Regions from separate parts of the Homo sapiens genome. Here region 1 is linked to region 2. Evidence: read pairs that join two places in POLR2A ChIA-PET (ENCODE). Cell type or tissue: IMR-90. All regions are shown on one strand. Links, peaks and the distances in the headings refer to the core of each region. The heading gives the core; the rest is flanking DNA. Region 1 has its middle 99 kb from the start of PMS1. Region 2 has its middle 130 kb from the start of MSTN.

Region 1 (6,876 bases), core at 950-5,949, 51 kb after region 2:
GATGTTTGGTAAATACTGAGTAACTAAATAAGTTTATAAATGGGACTAAATCATTCCTTATGAAAGAAGTAATGCTCAAAGGAGAGTGCCTCAAGAACTACTGTGGGGAGCAATATCTAGACAAAACATGACATGGATCAAAGTTAAAAGAAAAGCTAATGTTCAATAAAGTATATTAATTGTTTTCTCACTCCTAGTTTGATTGCCTGGATAGGTGAAAATGGAAAACCCTAGTGGTTGTGTGACAAAGCAACAAATTAGATCTATAAAGAAGCCTCAAAAATACTGGTATCCCCAATCTCCAAGGCATCATAAGACATGACTCATACATAAATTAATACTAGAACATTTAGGCTGGGCACAGTGACTTATGCCTGTAATCCCAGCACTTTGAGAGGCTGAGGCAGGTGGATCACCTGAGGTCAGGAGTTCAAGACCAGCCTGGCCAACATGGTGAAACCCCGTCTCTACTAAAAATACGAAAATTAGCTGGGCTTGGTGGTGGGAACCTGTAATCCCAGCTACTGGGGAGGCTGAGGCAGGTGAATCGCTTGAACCCGGGAGGTGGAGGTTGCAGTGAGCCGAGATTGTACCATTGCACTCCAGCCTGGGTGACAAGAGTCAAATTCCATCTCAATAAAATAAAATAAAATAAAAATTAATGCTAGAACATTTTAATTTAAAAAATGAAATGCTACATATTTATGTAAAAAATCAAGACCATAATATTATTTGTAGAAAACGTCAGATGAATTTCCAATCCCTATACTGATCATTTTCTGGAAGACCAAAAAGGCCTTTCAGTAATAAAACTCCTCAAATTAGCATAATGTAAGTGTTCTGCTTATCTATCTCTTCAAAACAAATCACCACAAAATTTAATGGTTCAGCAATTTTTATTTCATGGTTCTGGGGGTTAACGAGCTCAGCTGGGTGGTTCTCACTTGAGCTACCTCATATAGTTGTAATCAGATGGCTGCTGAGAGTGAAGTTATCCAAAGATGTCTTTACTCAATGTCTGGCACCAGAGCTGAGATGATTGTAACAACTGGGAACTAGTCAAATATCTCTTTCTCCACACATAGTCTCTTTATCTGGCTAGCTTGTACTTTTTACACAATGGCAGACTCAGGGTAGACTGACTTCTCACAAGGTGATTAGCTTCCCCACAGTTACCATTTCAAGATAGCCAGGAAGGCTGCAAGGTTTCTATGACGTAGTTTTGGAAGTTGTATGGCATCACGTCTGTTATAATCTAATGGGCAAAGTAATCATAAACTAGCTCAGATTCGAGAGTGGAGGAACAGATCCCACCTCTTCATGGGGGGTATGCCTATGTGTACAATAAAGAAATGATGGCAGATCCAGCTACCTCATAACATTTTTGAGATATATAAATCTGATTTTCTAAATAAAGAATGATGTCCCATGAGAAAACATAAATCTGACTTCCCAAATAGAGAGCCATAAGCAGATTCATTAATCTGATTATTTTATTTTCAGTGTATATTTGCATTAAAAATCTATCTGTATTCTATTTCAGGAATCTAGCGCTTCAGGATTATGTGCACTCTTGCTAATCCAAGTGTTATCCCTGAACCAGCAGCATCAGCATCACCAGAGAACTTGCTGGAAATGCAGAATATCAGACTCTACCCCAGACCTACTTAATCAGAGAAGCCCAGAGAGATTCATATGCACATTAAAGTTGGAGAAGTCCCATACTCATATACTAGCATAAACAGAGTATCCTCAAACTCATAACAAAGAAACCTACAAAACATGAAGTACTGTCCTTTCAATTTAGGGGCAGAGGATTGGACATTTTATTTTATTTTTTTATGGGGGAATACAGCTAAAACTGAATTGCTTCAATAAAGTCTTTGACAATTTAAAAGCTGAATGTGTGTGTGTGGCTGGGAATCTTGTTTTCATCTGGGATCAAGAATTATTACTATGTATATGGGGAAGTGTTTCTTCTACAACAGCTATTGACTAAGAAAACTAAGGAGAAAAGACCAAAAAAGAGTGCAAATAACTTCAAAATAGATAACGAGTATCATACGTATTTAGTAATTTACATGTAAAAATGTAGAATTTTTTTTTGCTATTGTTATTAGTGAATTACTTAAAATATATTTTTGACAGTACAGCATCACCATCTTGCAAGTTAAGATGCTGTAATTTACCAGTGTCTAAAGTAAAATTAAAGCCACTTTAAAAACAAAAATGCCTCTGTAAAGAAAGAACATGAAAACATACCATTTTTCCCCATAAATATGTTCGCTCCATTCACAATTTCTTGCCTGTTTCTTAACTCATTCATTTCTATCATCTAAATTACAAAACATAACTAAAATACCTATAAGAAAGTTCTTAAATATCAAATAAGTTCAAAATTAAAGATCATTTTAAATTACCAGTCATTACTTTGTCTTATTAAGCATCTGGGTGTAAATGTTAACTAGAAAATTCTATCTGAATATTTAAGTTCTTTATAAATTAAAAAACTATTTAATTTAAGGAACAACTAGAAACTTTAGGTTGGTTTCCAAGAGGGTTCTGCAGACCCATATAGATTAACAATACTACAAAACCTCACCAAAACATTTATATTATATTGCTCTTATTTTGTTTCCTCTAGAGGGCAAGGAATGTCTTCTCTCTATATTCTCTGTTCAGTAGTACTGAGTGCTGTAATAATAAATATCACTGAATAAACTAAGAAATGTAGCTATAAGTAAAGGAGATAGAGATGAAGGAGTTTGTTATAGTGATTTTGTGTCCAACTAAAGTAGAGTGGAAGAAGTCTACCCCTCCCGGCTTTAGTTTAAAAGATTTTATGAAAAAGTGAGCTAGTTCAGAGGTATTTAAATATGTTTAATAGTAGACATAAGTAAGGGGAAAAAGGTTGTTCCAAATCCTGCTGACACTCAAAAAAAAAAAAAAAAAACAGGAAGAAACAAAATAACAGAATGTTAGAAACGATTGTGTACTTGGAGATCAAGTTCAGCATCTTGATTTCAGAGATGAAGAAATGGATGTCTATAACAGCATAGTCAGGTTGAGATCTTCTAAGCCCTGGTTTGTTTTTTGTCTGGCAGATTTTAGTAGAAGTCAGTAAGAAATACGGGCTTATAGAAATTGACTTGAGATTGACTGTTAGGGGAACTTTGATACATGAGATAGAGCAGTGGTTCTCCAAGTGTGGCTCCCTGACAAGTAGCATTAGCATCATCTGGAAACTTACTAGAAGTGAAAATTTTCAGTCCCACCCCAGACTCTCAAGATTAGGAACTGTGGGCACAGTGTCTAACAATCAGCGCTTAATAAGCTCTCCAGGTGATTCTGATTATGCTCAAAGTTGATAACCACTGGGACAGAATTTTTAAAAGCTAGAGAAAATATCTCTACATTAATTTGTAGTGTTTTAAGGAGGAATAGGAATTGTGACCAAAAATCAGGTAAGCAGAGAAAACCTCTGAGAGCAGTTGTGACAGTCCAATAGTGTGTTGCTAGTCTGAAAAAAAAAAATGAACCTTGGGATCCCCAAAATAAGCAAAGGAAAAAGTCAAGCTGTGAACTATAATACATCAGACAAACCTGCCTCCCATTTTATTCCTAAATAAGATGGCTACAAAGATTTTTAAAAGCTATGTACCTCCCTCATATTTTGCCCACAAGGAAATTCCTTGTGGGCCTCAAGATCTTTACCCTAAAACAGTTCTGTTGAATTTCACCCTGGCAATGTAAACTGATAGCTTATCCTCACGGGTTTCGGACAGAAAGTCATCCTTCTGCTCACCTGAGACAAATGCCTGATTGCTTCCTTTGCCCTATTGTTTATATAAAAATTGAGACTCACTGAGCCAGATTAAATTGTGTATTCAATGAAAGGCTGATCAAGGAATCAAAAGAATGCAACCTTTTGTCTCTTGTCTACCTATAACCTGGAAGCCTCTTGATTCAGGTTGTCCTGCCTTTCTGGACTGAACCAATATACATCTTACGCATATTGATTGATGTCTCATGTCTCCCTAAAATGTATAAAAGCAAGCTGTACCCTGACCACTTTTGGGCACACGTCGTAAGGACCTTCTGAGGCTGTGTCACAAGTGTATCCTTAACCTAGGCAAAATAAACTTTCTAAATTGATTGAGATATGTTCTCAGGTTCATACTAGTTATTACTGGAAACAGTGAAGAAGGGTTTAAAAATAAAACTTATCACGTTTAGGTGAGATTAAATGAAAGCTCTAGAATAAAGTTGTGAACTCCGAAAATCTGAGACAGGTCTCAGTTAATTTAGAAAGAATGTCACTTTCTGACAGGCCCAGGAGCCCCAAGTTTATCTTGGAACTTCAGAGAGGAATTCACCCAACTCATAGGTATTTGATGGTACAAATCCATGGCTGGGCTTGGCTTTAAAAAAATTTTATCTGAGATTCCTTCTATGGAACAAAGTTCCATCAAAGCCAATTTAAAAGCCTATGTAAAAACAAATAATTATTCTTGCTGCACTGTATACAAATAGTCAGAACAAGTTTAATAAAGTGAATCAGTTCTACCATGATTTGTCTTTAATAAAAATGGGAAACTGGAGAAAAATTATGTTTCAAAAACTGTAGTACATCTGTTCTTAGATTCTAGTCTTGCCTAATGTTTTTCAATTTTTATTATTTTCTACTTTGGACTGAATTCTAATCTTTCTATTTTGCAGGCTACAAGACTGCAAAATAATGTTTTCAATTTTTTTCCTTCTTTTTCCCCATTTTTCCTAATTTTCAGTCACTGAAAACTAAGCTGTGCTTTCGTAAAGCCCTGCAAAGTGAAGCTAGACAACTTAAACTTCAGAAGAAAATAACAGCAACCTACTTACATACATAAGCCACTTTCATACCTGCCTACAGATCTATGGACTTCAGAACAATGTGGCCTATATAGATTTTCCAGGATTGTTCTTTTGTTTATTGTTTTTCTGCCTTCCTCCCCTTATTTTCTCTTCATAGGACATGAGACTTCACAAACCTGCTAAAATGAGCTTTCCTAATAACTCAGGATCTACTCATCTAGGAAAAAAACATCATTTGGAGAACAATCCTTTGGAGACGCCAATCAGATATGCATTTATTTCAGTGAGCAGACGGGTGACTCTGAACAGAATGGGAGGCAGGTTGGTCCTAAGCAGTTCCCAGCTTGACTTTTCCCTTTAGCTTAGTGATTTAGGAGCCCCAAGATTTATTTTCCTTTCACAAGGTTAACAGTTAACTCTTGATTATTTATGTTTGTAAAGGGAGAAAGGTGACAATCTCAAGTCATTTTTCATTTGGCTTTGCAGTAAAATTTGTTTTTTTTCAGTACTTATCTTTGTTTACAGTAATATAAACATTTAAAGTGGAACTAGTAGAGCACTAGATTAGCTGTGTGTGCTCACGTATGTCATGTATGTATGTCACGTATGTCACTTTGGCCTTCTATTTTCTCATCTGTAAAATTAGTTGGCTCACCTCAAGATTATTTTTAGCCACTATAAATCCATGAACATTGGCTTGCCCGAAATGCTCCACTCCAAGAACAAGTCTAGTCATTTAAATATTTTAGTATCATTACTGGTATTTTAATTTGCCTGGTAACTTTGGTTTAAGTTAGTGATCAACATTTGGGGTCCCCAAATGTATTATTTCCTTTGCATTAATTAGGTACTGTAAAGAGTGTGAAACAAAAATAAAAACTTGGGACCCAATTCACTATGCCAAAAGGAAAAAATTAAGCTGAAAGCTGAGTCATCCAAGAAACTGCCCTTCCTTTGTTCCTAAGCAGATAGCTACAGATAAAAGGTTAAACATCTCACAGTATCTTACGTGAAGTGTGAATTTACTGAGCGTCAGACAATACACTGACTATTCCTTTACCTGCTCCTTTTCTCTTGCAACATGTGGATTCAGTAATGTGACCATATCCTCCCTCCTTCCCTTCCAGCCTGCCTTTCACCATTAAATAGCTCTCAAAATCATCTTTGGAGAAAGGCATACAGACCTGTCTCCCGGGTATGTCCTTAATTTTGACAAAATAAACTTCTAAATTTATTGAGACCTATCTCAGATGCTTTTTGGTTTGCAAAAGTTAAATCTATTTTTGGTTTTCAGTGTAGACCCAAGCCCAAGTTTATTTAGTGGCTTCTGCTCCCTCCTGCCCTCAAAAAAACCACCAAAAAATGCTGGAGGAAGCTTGCAGACATAAGAACATAAGATGAAAATAAAACAGGTAAGAATTTGGAGAGGGAAAAGTGGCTCCTATTTACACTTTTAGTTGAGAAATGCGGGCTGTGCTGGGTTGGGTTGCAATTCCTACAAACTGAGCCACAAAATCTGGATAAAATCACAGAGAATCACGTAGCCAATGAAAGTAACAAAAATCCGTTCATCTGAATACAGGTCTAACATTTTTCGATAAGTTAAATATCTAAAACCTCCTAGGTCTGGCCAGACCATAGATGGCTACCTTCTCAGCAACATGTTCAAGAGGGGCCTGCAGGTCTGACTTCCGTAGGGTTTTGGGTCAGCCCTGTGGCTATAGCGAAGGCTGGGATCCTAAGCAACATACTTGGGTGTAAAGAGCACTTTAGAACTCATACCTTAAAAGTCCTTCTCCCAGGCCAAGGGCTCTGGCAACCCAGCCTAAAGAGGCAAATGGGTAACTTGGGGTGAAGCTTTCCTTTTCCTTCGGATCTCCTCGCCTCGCCCTTAATTCCGGGTAAGCCTCCCAGGCCGCAGCAGCCGTTACCTCCATTCTGGGAGCCAGCGCTTCCCTGTCGCCGCTCCCAGCTTCAGCATTTGGTCCCGCGGGTGGTGCTGGGGCTGTTGTAAGGACTTGTGGA
Region 2 (6,876 bases), core at 939-5,938:
TCTCTTCAGTATGCCAATTTCCTTTCTTTTGGGTATACAGAGAGCAGTGGAATTGCTGAGTCATATGGTAGCTTTATTTTTAGTTTTTTGAGGAAACTCCAAACTGCTTTCCACAGTGGTTATATTAATTTACATTCCCATCAACAGTGTATGAGGGTTCCCTTTTCTTCATATCCTTGCCAGCATTTGTTATTGCCCACCTTTTGTATATAAGCCATTTTAACTGGCATGAGATGATATCTCGTTGTTTTGATTTGCATTTCTCTGATGGTCAAGGATGTTGAGCACCTTTTCATATATCGGTTTGCCATTTGTATGTCTTCTTTTCAGATTCTATTCAAATCTTCTGCCAATTTTTCAATTGGATTATTAGATTTTTTTCCTATAGAGTTTTGCTCAAAGATTTTGTTCTTGATTTCCCTGTGATTCTACAAACTGTTTTATCTTAATATTTGAGTGCTGGGATATTGCTGGTGATGATCTCGGTGCTCTCTTGTTTGTGGTTTTCTGTGAAGGGGAGTGAAGCCAACTTGCTTCTACACCATTTTGGAACATAAAATCTCTCCACAGGGCTGCTTGAGTGTCCTCACAACATGTCAGCTGGCTTTCCCAAGTTCAATAAGTTCTGAAGGACATATACACCTGCATAACCACTACCACAACCAGCATACAGAACATTTCCATCATCCAAACAGTTCCTTCAGGTTCCTTTGTAGTCAGTCCATCCCTTCACTCCTGTCTCCATATAACCATCATCAGCTTTCTGTTATTGTTTTTTAGTTTGTATTTTCTTTCTTCCTTTTCTTTTGAAGAGACAGGGGGTCTTGCTCTGCCACTTAGGCTGGAGTACAGTCGCATGATCATAGCTCACTGTAACCTCAATCTCCTGGGCTCACACCATACCCCTGCCTCAGCCTCCCAAGTAACTGGGACTACAGGCATGCACCATTATGCCCACATACATTTTTTTATTTTCTGTGCACTGACAGGGACAGGGGTCTCGCTATGTTGCCCAGGCTGGTCTTGAACTCTGGGCCTCAAGTGATTCTTCCTCCTCAGCCTCCCAAAGTGCTGGGATTACAGGCATTAGGCATTGTGCGTGGCCCAGTTTGTATTTTCTAGAGCTTCATATAAATGGAATCACATAGTATGTAGTTTCTGTGTAAGGTCTCTTTCACTCAGCATAATGTTTTTGAGATTCATTCTGTTGTTGTGTGTATCAGATCATTCCTTTTTATTAAGTAGTGTATACAGCTATACCATGAAAAATTTCTCAATTATTTCTTGGATTTCATCAATAAAAAAATTTGTGGACATTTGTTTCTTTATCCTATAATGTAGGAAATATCCTACAGAATATCCTTGATTTTGCTTCTTGTCCTGCAAAGCCTAAAATATTAAAATATTACTACCTGATCCTTAATAGAAAAAGTTTTCTGACCCTGGAGTAGCAGAATAGTCATGATTTGGGAACTTGCTATAATTCCAGACTCTCAAAACCTACCCTAGAACTATTGACTTAGAATCTAGATTTTAACAAGGTCCTAGGTAAATCATACATATATCAAAGTATGAGAGGCACTGTTTTTCTCTGACAGTTTTTAAAATTTTACAGTTATAACAATAATGCACTGCATATGTGAAAGTGTGTGAGAGATAGCCGTGTGTGTGTGTGTGTGTGTGTGTGTATCAACAAGTCTAACAGAGTCATTCAAGTCTATGACATTCAAAAAACTATTATTGGCATCTAAAACAAACCCATAAAAATACCCAAATAAAATATGGAGACATATACATGTTGAATTTTTTTTCAATATTACTCCTGTATAGAATTCTAATTCTCATTTTAAATTTACCATCTTTAGATAGAAAATATCCATTATTTTATAATCTTACAATATTAAATGATTTCCTAAAGTTTCTTGTTAAAGCACTTTTCAAAAGAGCAAATGAAACACAACCAAAAACTGTTCTGTCTTCTGTAAAAGGATGTACTAGTGATTAGCAGAGATTAACAGATAATCATCTTCATGCATGTGACCAACAAGGCCAAAAGGTCACCAGGGTTTTCATTTATTATATGCTGTAAAATTCATGAAGCAAACCTACTTGGCATGTATTTTTTAATATTATACACATCTTTTGATCAACAAATTAAAAGTTAAAGAACAAGTCATTGAATTCCTATTAATATTTGCTGAAAAAGTATGTGAAATGTGAAGATTTTCTCTTCATGCAAAAATCATGATAAAGACATTTTCAAAATCAGAGAAAACTAATTTATATAACATAACTAAATTTGCTACAAGCAGTAACAAATAGCTTTGTGTTACTAAACTCAGACAGCTGTTAAGTTTGTAATCATCTCCTATACCTAACTGCAGTAAGCATTTTGGGTTTCCTAGACTCCATTTGAAAATTATATTTATGTACCTATTATTTTAGAAAACGAGTTTCATACTTTCACTGATTTAATTCTGTCAATTCTAAGTTTCTATTTGGGATCCTTAATAAAATATTCAAAATGAAGAAAATATTTAATTATCTTTTCGATATTTACTTTACCAATGTTAGCTTGAAAATAGCAACTTCTTTTCTTCAAACTATCTTTTCCAGAATTTCTTGATTCACTTTGTATCTTTTTGCACACGTGCTAGTTCTAAATATATGTCTGAACTCCAAATGACTTCTCTTCATATTAATAGTCCAAAACAAGCTATTAAATCTTCCTTATAACAAGCAACAATATGCCAAAACACTTGCTCTGTATTTCATACTTTAATAAAAAGGATGTATAAACACTAAAAAAAATTATTTTAAAAACCCATTCCTTCATTAATAAATATCATGTTCCCCATTCATTTGACAAAATTTGGCACTAGTCAGAAGCTGTCATAGGAGCTGTTCAAAGATCAGAAATTTTCAGGTTTATCTCATCTTATTTAAAAACGCTACATGCATTATGCTTGCAGCCAGATCATATAGTCCCTTTAAGACAATCAGAGATTCACCTGAATTAGTCCTGCTTTGGAAAGTCAGTCTTTTAAATGGCATTGTTAGAAAATCATACAATAATAAAACAATATGAGAATATATCTTTTTCTTTCTGTTTGAGGCTCTACTAATATTTATTATTCACTTTAAGAAAGACTTGAATTGTAAAAACATAAAATAGATAAAATAAATTCTTTATAATCTTTTATATTCTAAATGATCTATATATTATTTAAAAACAAGATAGTATTAATTATAGAAAAAAATTAAAAAGGGGTTTCATTTAAAACTGATGTGTTTATCTGGGAATTATAAAAGAAAAATTTAAAAGATTATGTAAAACTAAGTATAACAGGAAATATTAAAAGGGCACCCTTAAAATTCTAGATTTAAATATAGGTAATTGGAGAACCTACAGGTCATAATGTAGTAAGTCTTGATTTTTAAAAGTCAACAAAAAATGTTTCCCTCTAAAATATACTCTTTCCAATTTTAAGGTAAAAATGGAGAAAAATAGAAATCATTAACAATGCATGAACCAAAAATTAGTTTAGAATAAAGGCCAATTACAATTATGGAATCTGCATCTGTTCATTACAAATTTTGTCAGTTTTCCAGAATATGAGGCTAGGCAGTTTTTACAAATGACGTAAATGGAAATGTGTTCAGAAATGGCTAAACAATGTGTGCAACATGCAAAAAATGTGATGTTACAGCTACAAAGGAATTCACTCTTCTTCACACTACTATTTATATAGACTTCTCTTGGTTCTATTTCTATGGACATTTTTCTTACTCTGTATAATTTTGCCAATTGAGAGACTGACTCAACATTCTTTGAATATTTGAAATTTCTACAAATATGAAACATCTCCTACCAAGGTGTACAGAATGGCTTACAAAGAGTTTAGATGACTTAGAAAAATTGCATTAAATTTCTCTGATAAATGTGTGGCAAATGTTTAGATGAGTAATCTTCTTAAGGCTATTTCTAATCCATGGGATCAGCTTTTTGGGCAATCAATGGACTTCTTAGGACATGCCATATTTAGCTGAGAAAAGGCTGTCCAGGTTAGTGAGAAAGAAAATTCATTTGGGGCATATCAAGTAGTCCAAAAGTGACAAAATAATATCAAATATTAACAAAGAAATAAGCCTAAAGAGAGTTAAGCAGGTTTTTAAAAAATCAGATAAGCATTTCCTATAGTCTCTTAGAAACTGAGAAAAATAGGTTATTATCATTAATAAATTTCAAAAATGTTGGGTATTCTCCCATCTCTAAGAGATTCATGGTATGTAGTTAACATATTAAAGGCTCTGTGAGCTAAGTCCAAAAAAGAAAGCAATTTAATTTTTGTAGATGAAATCTCTACCCCTTTTTGAAAATTTCAACCCACATATTTTTCCACAGAAGACAATTTGGAAAGGCTTTGATAATTTTAGATATTTAGGCAGTAAAATGTGACAAACAAAAATGGCCCACATATGAAAAATGACTGTTTAAAAATCATCTAAAAGAATTGAAAATAAAAGAAATGGGAAGGTGGGCCCTTCCTTGGGTATTATTCATTTATTCAACAAATATTTACTGAGTATTAAGTGTGACAAACATAATGCTAGACACTAGGTACACGGTTTTGATTTTCTAAGACACTGTTTCTGCCCCCACTCTCACATCTCCCTCCCAAAAGGAGTAGAAGTCTTTATGAGAGATACTTCTGTTACATGAGTAAACTATCAGTTTCAACCCAAATATAGTGTTAACCTAGTTTCACAAGCACTGGCATTAGTAAAGGCACTTAACAAGCAAGAAAATATTAATAACTAAATGCTGATTATATAAGTTTTTTCTCAAATCTGAAAACTGAAGATACTGAGTATCTGCCCAAATTAAACATTAATAAAGTGATGCTGGTGATGACATAATGTTCTCAGTGATGGGCATGAGACATAGGATAATCTAGATATGAGCTACCGGCAATATATGATCAGTAATCTTTGCTTTTTCGGACCCTAACAATGATACAAATATTTTAAGTATCTTTAAGATACTCAGTTGATAGAGAAAGCCATATTCCATGTGGCTTTTAATTAAATGTTACCAATAATGTAAAACAATCCCATTTTTACCAGGAGACATATTCAGTCAATAAAAACCTGCTGGAAAGGCTCTCACTGGTCAAATCTAGGATAATGTAGCATCAAAATAACTAATGATAGTAATGGATTCTTTTTTTTTTTTTTTTGAAAGAGAGGGTATCACTCTGTTGCACAGGCTGGAGTATAGTGGCACTATCCTGACTCACTGCAGCCTCGACGTCCCCAGGTTCAAGCAATCCTTCTGCCTCAGCCTCCTGAGTGGCTGGGACTAAAGGTGCACGAGTTCCTACCAATAGTAGTAAATAAAGGAGAAGGGATAATTCTTCCCCAAAATAGAATTCCAACTAATAAATGTGGTATATATATTAGAAGTGGTGTGCATGTGTGGTGGTGGGGGGAGAATCAGCATTTATCATGAATAGAATGACTTTTTTTTTTTTTTTTTTGAGTTGGAGTCTCGCTCAGTCGCCCAGGCTGGAGTGCAATGGTGCGATCTCGGCTCACTGCAACCTCCACCTCCCAGGTTGAAGCAATTATCCTGCCTCAGCCTCCCGAGTAGCTGGGACTACAGGTGCGTGCCACCACATCCAGCTAATTTTTGTATTTTTAGTGGAGACGGGATTTCACTATGTTGGCCAGGCTGGTCTCGAACTCCTGACCTCACTTTTTAACGACCATTTGTCATAAAAAGAAAGACTGAGGAATTATCCCTTTTTGGTCTTGTTGGTCACATGGATAAAGATGATCATCTGTTAATCTCTGCTCATCACATAAGAAAGCCATGACAACTAAACACGATGAGGGATTCTGGACCAAAGTAAGAACAGTGAGGTGTCTGGCAAAATTTAGAACTTTTTTCTTTTGCTTTGAAGGACATTAGTTGGGAAATTGGCAAAATTTAAATAAGGACTGTAAATCAGTTAATAATATTGTATCGGGCTGGGGCTCATGCCTGTAAATCCCAGCATTTTAAGAGGACAAGGTGGGTAGATCACTTGAGCTCATGAGTTCGAGACCAGCCTAGACAACATGGTGAAACCCCATCTCTCCCCAAAAAATTACAAAAAATTAGCTGAGCATGGTGGTGCGTGCCTATAGTTTCAGCTACTTGGGAGGCTGAGGTGGGAGAATCACCTGAGCCCAAAAGTCAAGGCTGCAGTGAGCCACGATTGTGCACATTTGGGGCTGAGGCAGGAGGATCACTTGAGGACAAGAGTTTGCTTGAGGAGGGAGGCTGAGGCAGGAGGATCACTTGAGGACAGGAGTTCGAGACCAGCCTGGGGAACATAGCGAGACCCTGTCACCACACACAAAAAAATTTTTAATTAGCCAGGTGTGGTGATGTGTACCTGTAGTCCTAGCTACTAGAGAGACTGACACAGGAGGACTGTTTGAGCCTGGGAGTTTGAGGTTAATATGAGCTATGATCGCACCACTGCACTCCAGCATGGGTGACAGAGTGCGACTCTGTCTTCAAAATAATAATAATAACAATATTGCATCAAAGTTAATTTCCTGTTTTCTATACACAGTACAATTATTATATTATGATTGTGTAAGATGTTAACATTTGGGGTGAAGGGTGTACTATTTTTACAATTTTTGTAAATGTAAATTAATTCAAAATAAAATTTAAAAAGAAAAAAAACCACCATTTCACAAACCACCATAACTGTTTCAAGTAAGAGTCATCATCAGTAGATGCTAAAACTAGTGGAGGAAAGTATGAGCAACAATATATTTACATAGTCTCAAAGTATCCCACATACTTATTAATTTCAA

Evidence for each region. Peaks named below come from ENCODE experiments on the same cell type or tissue, not always from the same donor. Only the 100,000 strongest peaks of a DNase experiment are listed, where the experiment ranks them.
Region 1: POLR2A ChIA-PET joins it to region 2 with 10 read pairs; 3 of 35 experiments call an interaction of 5 or more read pairs at or near these places.

Annotation. Positions count from the first base shown.
Region 1 is chr2:189,879,585-189,886,460 of GRCh38, reverse strand. It overlaps a transcript of AKAP19 not described here. Among named protein-coding and RNA genes, the nearest start is that of PMS1, 99 kb to the right of the region's middle. In IMR-90, for the core only: no CTCF peak of the experiment used is centred there; no DNase peak of the experiment used is centred there.
Region 2 is chr2:189,931,072-189,937,947 of GRCh38, reverse strand. It overlaps a transcript of AKAP19 not described here. Among named protein-coding and RNA genes, the nearest start is that of MSTN, 130 kb to the left of the region's middle. In IMR-90, for the core only: no CTCF peak of the experiment used is centred there; a DNase peak (open chromatin) is centred at 3,717; H3K27ac peaks cover 958 bases.